Regions from separate parts of the Homo sapiens genome. Here region 1 is linked to region 2. Evidence: chromatin contacts called from ENCODE Hi-C data. All regions are on one chromosome and are shown on one strand. The core of a region is the stretch at or near the end of the contact, and the rest is flanking DNA. Distances in the headings are between cores, read along the strand shown.

Evidence for each region. Hi-C counts contacts between places; a loop is a spot of excess contacts on that map. Pooled maps may share reads with other maps.
Region 1: a pooled map shows a loop between it and region 2 (2.7-fold over the local background). The contact joins the enhancer-like site here to the promoter of AMN1 in region 2. A Hi-C loop is called at or near these places in 5 of 50 pooled maps.

The regions. Positions count from the first base shown.
Region 1 is chr12:32,585,200-32,588,140 of GRCh38, forward strand. The region is part of intron 4 of FGD4 (FYVE, RhoGEF and PH domain containing 4); the gene reads left to right. Among named protein-coding and RNA genes, the nearest start is that of DNM1L, 93 kb to the right of the region's middle. Within about 2 kb of position 1,357, at least 3 of the 41 ENCODE cell types and tissues checked have a DNase peak (open chromatin) inside an H3K27ac peak, as active enhancers do.
Region 2 is chr12:31,727,615-31,730,390 of GRCh38, forward strand. AMN1 (antagonist of mitotic exit network 1 homolog) reads right to left here and starts at 1,407. Exons shown (of 7, transcript NM_001113402.2): 1 at 1,357-1,407. The coding sequence starts at 1,394. It overlaps AMN1-AS1 (AMN1 antisense RNA 1), which reads left to right and starts at 1,651. Exons shown (of 1, transcript NR_198987.1): 1 at 1,651-2,776. LOC105369722 (a long non-coding RNA gene) reads left to right here. Exons shown (of 3, transcript XR_931497.3): 3 at 1,043-1,276. RefSeq lists a silencer at 1,196-1,275 and enhancers at 1,326-1,675, 1,688-2,320, 1,716-1,915.

The DNA.
Region 1 (2,941 bases), core at 107-2,606, 860 kb after region 2:
GTGAGACCCTGTCTCAAAAATTTTATATATATATATATATATATATATATATATATATGTATATCTTAAAGGCAACTTTTCTTTATTCACTTAGAACTGAACGGTGAACTCAGAAAATTCTTTTTTGTGGCTACTCAGTTTACTAGGTTCATAATATAAGAAAGAAAAATGTGAAAAAAATTGAACTGTTCAATTAAAAAATTCAGTGTGCCAGTCTCACTCTCCTGGGCACCAGCAACATAGAAATGGACTAGACAAGCCCTATCAACAAAGCCTCAGTCTGCTGAGGGGTGAGAGACATACACAAATTGACATAATATGATACAGTAAGTGCTTTGGAAATACAGATGACTGGGCCAGGTGCAGTGGCTCACACTTGCTATCCCAGCACTTTGGGAGGCTACGGCAGAGGATCTCTCGAGTCCAGGAGTTTGAGACCAACCTGGGCAACGGGCAAAACCCCATCTCTACAAAAAATTTAAAAGTTCGCTGGGTGCGGTGGCACTTGCCTGTAGTCCCAGCTACTCGGGAGGCTTAGGTGGGAGGATTGCTTGAACCCAGAAGGTCGAGGCAGCAGTGAGCTATGATCCTGCTACTTCACTCTCACCTGGGCCACAGAGCTGAGACCTTGTCTCAAAAAAAAAAAAAAAAAAAAAAAAAAGGGAAATGCAGATGAAGGAGCAGTTGTGCCCCAGGAGTACTAGTTGAGGGCCAGGCTGCTGAGAAGCAGTTGAAGTAGCCTTGAAGCAAGGATGGGAGATTGCTGGGTGAGATCAAAGATACGCTGGGATGGGGGTGAGTGAAAGTGTGAGCAATGAGTAGAGGCAAGATTGTAGATGCTGCATTTGGAGGAATATTTCTGACTGCATAATCAGAGGTCAGAATGGCTAGAGAAATTAATACAGAGGTACAAGGCTAGATTTAGAAGAGTAAGCTAAGAACAGACTGCAATGGGCTTTTGAATGCCTGTTAAGAATATACATATTTTTTTCCTGAAAACATTAGAGACTTTTAAAAGTTTGGAAGTTTAAAAAGTTTAAAAATCTTAAAAGGTTTTTAAAACCTTTTAAGTTGCTAAAAGTTTACAATTTTCATTGAAAAAGAAGAAAATTGGCAAAGCACAGAAAATACACACAAAAACCACACCCATAATTCTACCAGTGAGAATTGCTTAGATATTTGATATTCTAGCTTGTTTTTCTGAGCTGTTTGAAAAAACATACTTGATCGCATAATGTATGGTCACTCTGTATCCTGTTTTGTTGGGTTATACATAGGTATTTCCCCCATATGAATTCAAACTTTCCATAAGCCTAATATTATCTGGCCTCAGAAACAATTAAAGCATGGAAGTGACATGATGACACATGTGTGGGTTTTTGAAAAATGAGTCAGATGAAAGGGAAAACAGATGGAGCAGGGCACGTGGTTAGGAAGCAACTGTACTAGTCCAGGTGTGAGATGAAGGGGGCCTGGATGAAGCAGAGGGTGAGAGACAAGGAAGATTCTGAGGACCTTGTGGCTAGATGTGGGGGTTAAGTCAGGTTCAACTCCTAGGCTGGATGAATTGGCAGATGGCACATGAACTACAAGAGAATGGAAGGCAGAACCTATTTTGTGGGCAAAAAATAAATTACATTTTGCAATACTGAATTGAGGGGCTTCTTGGAAGTCCAGGTGTAGATGTCTTACAAAAATAGAATATTCTGGGCTGGGTGCAGTGGCTCACCCCTGTAATCCCAGCACTTTGGGAGGCCAAGGTAGGGGGATCACCTGAGGTCAGGAGTTCGAGACCAGCCTGGCCAGTATGGTGAAACCCCATCTCTACTAAAAATACAAAAATTAGCTGGGCGCAGTAGCAAGCACCTGTAGTCCCAGCTACTAGCAGGCTGAGGCAGGCGAATTGCTTGAATTCTGGATGTGGAGGTTGCAGTGAGCCTAGGTCGCACCATTGCACTCCAGCCTGGATGACAGGGTGAGACTCTCTCAAAAAAAAAAAAAAAAAAAAAAAAATTCTGGAAGCATTACGATTTATTGGTTTAGGCATGAAGGCTTTGGAATGAAAATACCTGAGTTCAAATCCCAGCCCCGTCACTTACTAGCTAGGTGACCACTGACACATCACTTTTTTTGTAATTAAAAAATTTTAATGGCTATTGCTTATTTTTTATTCTGTATTTATTTATTTATTTATTTATTTTGAGACAGGGTCTCGGTCTGTTGCCCAGGCTGCCAGGCTGGAGTGCGGTGACGCTATCTCGGCTCACTACAACCTCCACGTCCTAGGTTCAAGCAATTCTCCTGCCTCAGCCTCCTGAGTACCTGGGACTACAGGCATGCACCATCACGCCTGGCTAATTTTTGTATTTTTTGTAGAGATAGGTTTTCACCATGTTGCCCAGGCTGGTCTTGAACTCCTGAGCTCAAGTGATCCACCCGCCTCAGCCTCCCAAAGTGCTGACAGGTGTGAGCCACTGTGCCTGGCCAGACACATCACTTTAACAAACTCTCCAGGCCATGGCTTCCTGACATGTTGAAATCATTGAGATGACAGGAAGGAAAGTAATGGTGTGGGTTTGAGAGAAGGAAGTAGAGTTGCTAATTAGGTTAGTTTTGTACTCTTATACTAAGTTTATGGTTCCTGCAAAACATCCATTTGGAGATATTAATTAAGCAAGTGGAACTGTGGATCCAGAGCCCAGGAAAGAGGGTAAGAATGTTAAGAGGATGGTGCATGAGGGTGTGATTAACATTGCCAAAGCAGAATGTGTAGGAACAGGAAATGGGCCAAGAGTTGAGCCATGAAGCACAAACAATAGAAAAGGATGTTTAATAAATTGTCCAAGAGGAGAAAGAAGAGAGAACAGTGTTTTGGAACCACAGGGATGGAGGGGAATGGGGTAGGGGTGCAGGCATATTGGAAAGCTTTAAGGAAAAAAGC
Region 2 (2,776 bases), core at 157-2,656:
TACCAATGTTCAAAAATAACCCCCTTGACAAAGCTTTCTCCTATTCTTTTCCTTATTAGAAATTTCAAAAGTTTGTTACTCTCCCGCTTGTGATATTATTCTACATATATTATAGTTATTTATTTTATTTTTTTGAGACAGTCTCGCTCTGTCGCCTAGCAGCCTAGGCGTGCAGTGGCGCGATCTCAGCTCACTGCAACCTCTGCCTCCTGGGTTGAGGCGATTCTCCTGCCTCAGCCTCCAGAGTAGCTGGGACTACCGGCGCCACTACTACTCCTGGCTAATTTTTGTATTTTTAGTACATGCCGCGGTTTTGCCGTGCTGGCTAGGCTGGTCTCCAACTCTCCTGATCTCAAGTGCCTCGGCCTCCCAAAGTGCTGGGATTACAGGCGTGAACCACCGTGCCCAGATAATTTTTGTATCTTTAGTAGAGGCGGGGTTTCGCCACGTTGCCCAGGCTGGTCTCGAACTCCTGAGCTCAAGCAGTTCTCCCACCTCGGCCTCCCAAGTTTAATGTAAAATATCAGATGCCATTGTTTCAGAAAGCCTTCAGTAGATTAAGGAGATTGTTCTCCTTATCCTTAAGATGTCTATTTTTTACATGGCAATATTAACGGACTGAAAGCTCCTGGAGAGACGCAATTGCCCTTGTAACTTCCATTTCCGTACAATTTCTGGTAGGAAATAATAATAACAATAACACTTAGTGGTGTTTATTATTTGCTGGGCATCCTTATAAGGGTTTTACATGTTTTAAATTTATCCCTCAGGACAACTCCATGTGATGGGTGCTATTATCACAAAAATTTTATAGATAAAGAACCTAGGCACAGGGAGAGGTTACGTTACCGGTCCATGGTCACGTGGCTGGTGAATGGCAGAGCCGGGGGCTGAACCCAGCAATCTCAGCCAGGGATCCGTGGTCTTAACCACTTTGTTACCTTTATCCCAGGGTCTGTCAATGTTTATTCCAGTTACAGGGGTGGAATTCTGCTAGAAGCTTTTGAGAACCTCATCTAGCGTTGTGTTTTTTTCTACCAAGGCTTTTAGCTGCTAAGAGAGAGGCCACTGCCAGTAACAGCCGGGGCGCCGAGCTGTCAAGGCTGACGGAGGAATGGACGCTCATCGCGCAGCGGAGTGTTGGAGGGGCAAGCCCGCCAAGAGACCCACTTTGCACAACTGTCCTCAGCCAGGAAACGACAGATCAGGAACCCAGGGACAGAAACACACGCGGGGCCTCTTCAGAGGTCGGCGGGGGGGGTGGGAAAGGGGCGGGGAGGAAGAGCAGCGCAGGGCCTGGCCGTTTGGAGGAGGTGCTGGGGCGGCGCGAAGGGAGGCGGGACAGGGTAGACTCACAGATCCAGGAGCTGACTGACCCGCCGTGGGCGAGGCATCGCTGCAGCGTCTGAAGCCTCTTCCGCGGTCCCAGGGCCTCCAGAACCCAGCCAGGGACCGTCCGCCAACTCCCGCCCACCGCGCGACGCGTAGGTTTTTGTGACGTCACACGGATTTTTCCGGTGACCGGGGCGTGGCCACGCTTCGGACTCCACAAGGAAAGAAGAGAGCCCCCTTTGGGGCGGAGCCACTGAGGGCTGCGCGGAAGAGGCTGGGTGTGATAAACTATAAAGAGGCCCTAAACTCGGATGCAACGTGACGGGAGTTGTAGTTCTTTCACCTGGCGGGCGTCTGCTCCGGTTCAGCTGCAGGAGGTTTCTTGGGAGTTCAGCCCAGCGCGCAGCCCCGCCGCGACGCCGCGAGCCGAGAACTCTCCTGGGGCGAAGGGAGCGCTGAGAAGTCGCTACTCTTACTAAAAGGATGCGTTGGATGCTGGGCCATACCCTTGGCGATGCACACTGGAGACCCGCTCGGATACGGACTCCATTAACATCAAACGGAGCGTGTTAGAGGATCCGAGTTTACTGAGCACTTTCTAGGAAGCGTGCACTGAGCTACGTGCTTTCTAGGCCTTAGTTCAATACTTAACCATATTCATTATAATCCGGTGAAATCGTAATTATTTAGCCTTATTTTACAGATGAGGACACTGCGTACCAACAAGTAACCTCACTAAGAATTTCGTCATGGAGGAGAAGGGAACCTGTATTCAAATTAGGAAGGATCCTGAAGAAAGGGCACCTTTAGGTGGAATTTTATCTTTGGTTCTGCTGCAGAGTACTTGCTGCTTTTTAGTGCTCCCTCCACCCCCCTCATTCTTCCTTGTAGATTAGTCTGTTGTTTGTATGCTGAGTTCCTTTTTTAAGCTCCTTGAAAGTTGGAACCCACTGCTGTTGCCTGTTCAGGATGCTACACATTGAATCAACATGGATTTATTAAGCGCTGAACGAGGGCTAGGGATCGTGCTGGGTGCTGAGGATTGAGTGGCGAACACTTGGGTCAGACAAGTAAAAGGGCAATTAGAATAACTGTTAAATGCTTAGATGGGGTTAGTTCTATGGAAGCACCCATGGGGGTGGGATACAGATCAGAGAGAAAAGGGTGGTCTGCAAATAGTTTGGGATGGCTACACTGGAGAGTGATCAAGAGTGAGTGTAGGGCAGGGGTTGGCCGACTTTTTCCATAAAGTGCTCTGAAAGTTGCAGATTCCAGGAGAAGTAACTATTGTCAGACCCAGACAAATTGGAGCCTAGAGACCAGAAAGGAAGGAAACTCATGCTTGTATGTCTGAGATAAGAACTGTCTCAAGGCCAGACGCGGTGGCTCACACCTGTAATCCTAGTACTTTGGGAGGCCGAGGCGGGCGGATCACGAGGTCAGG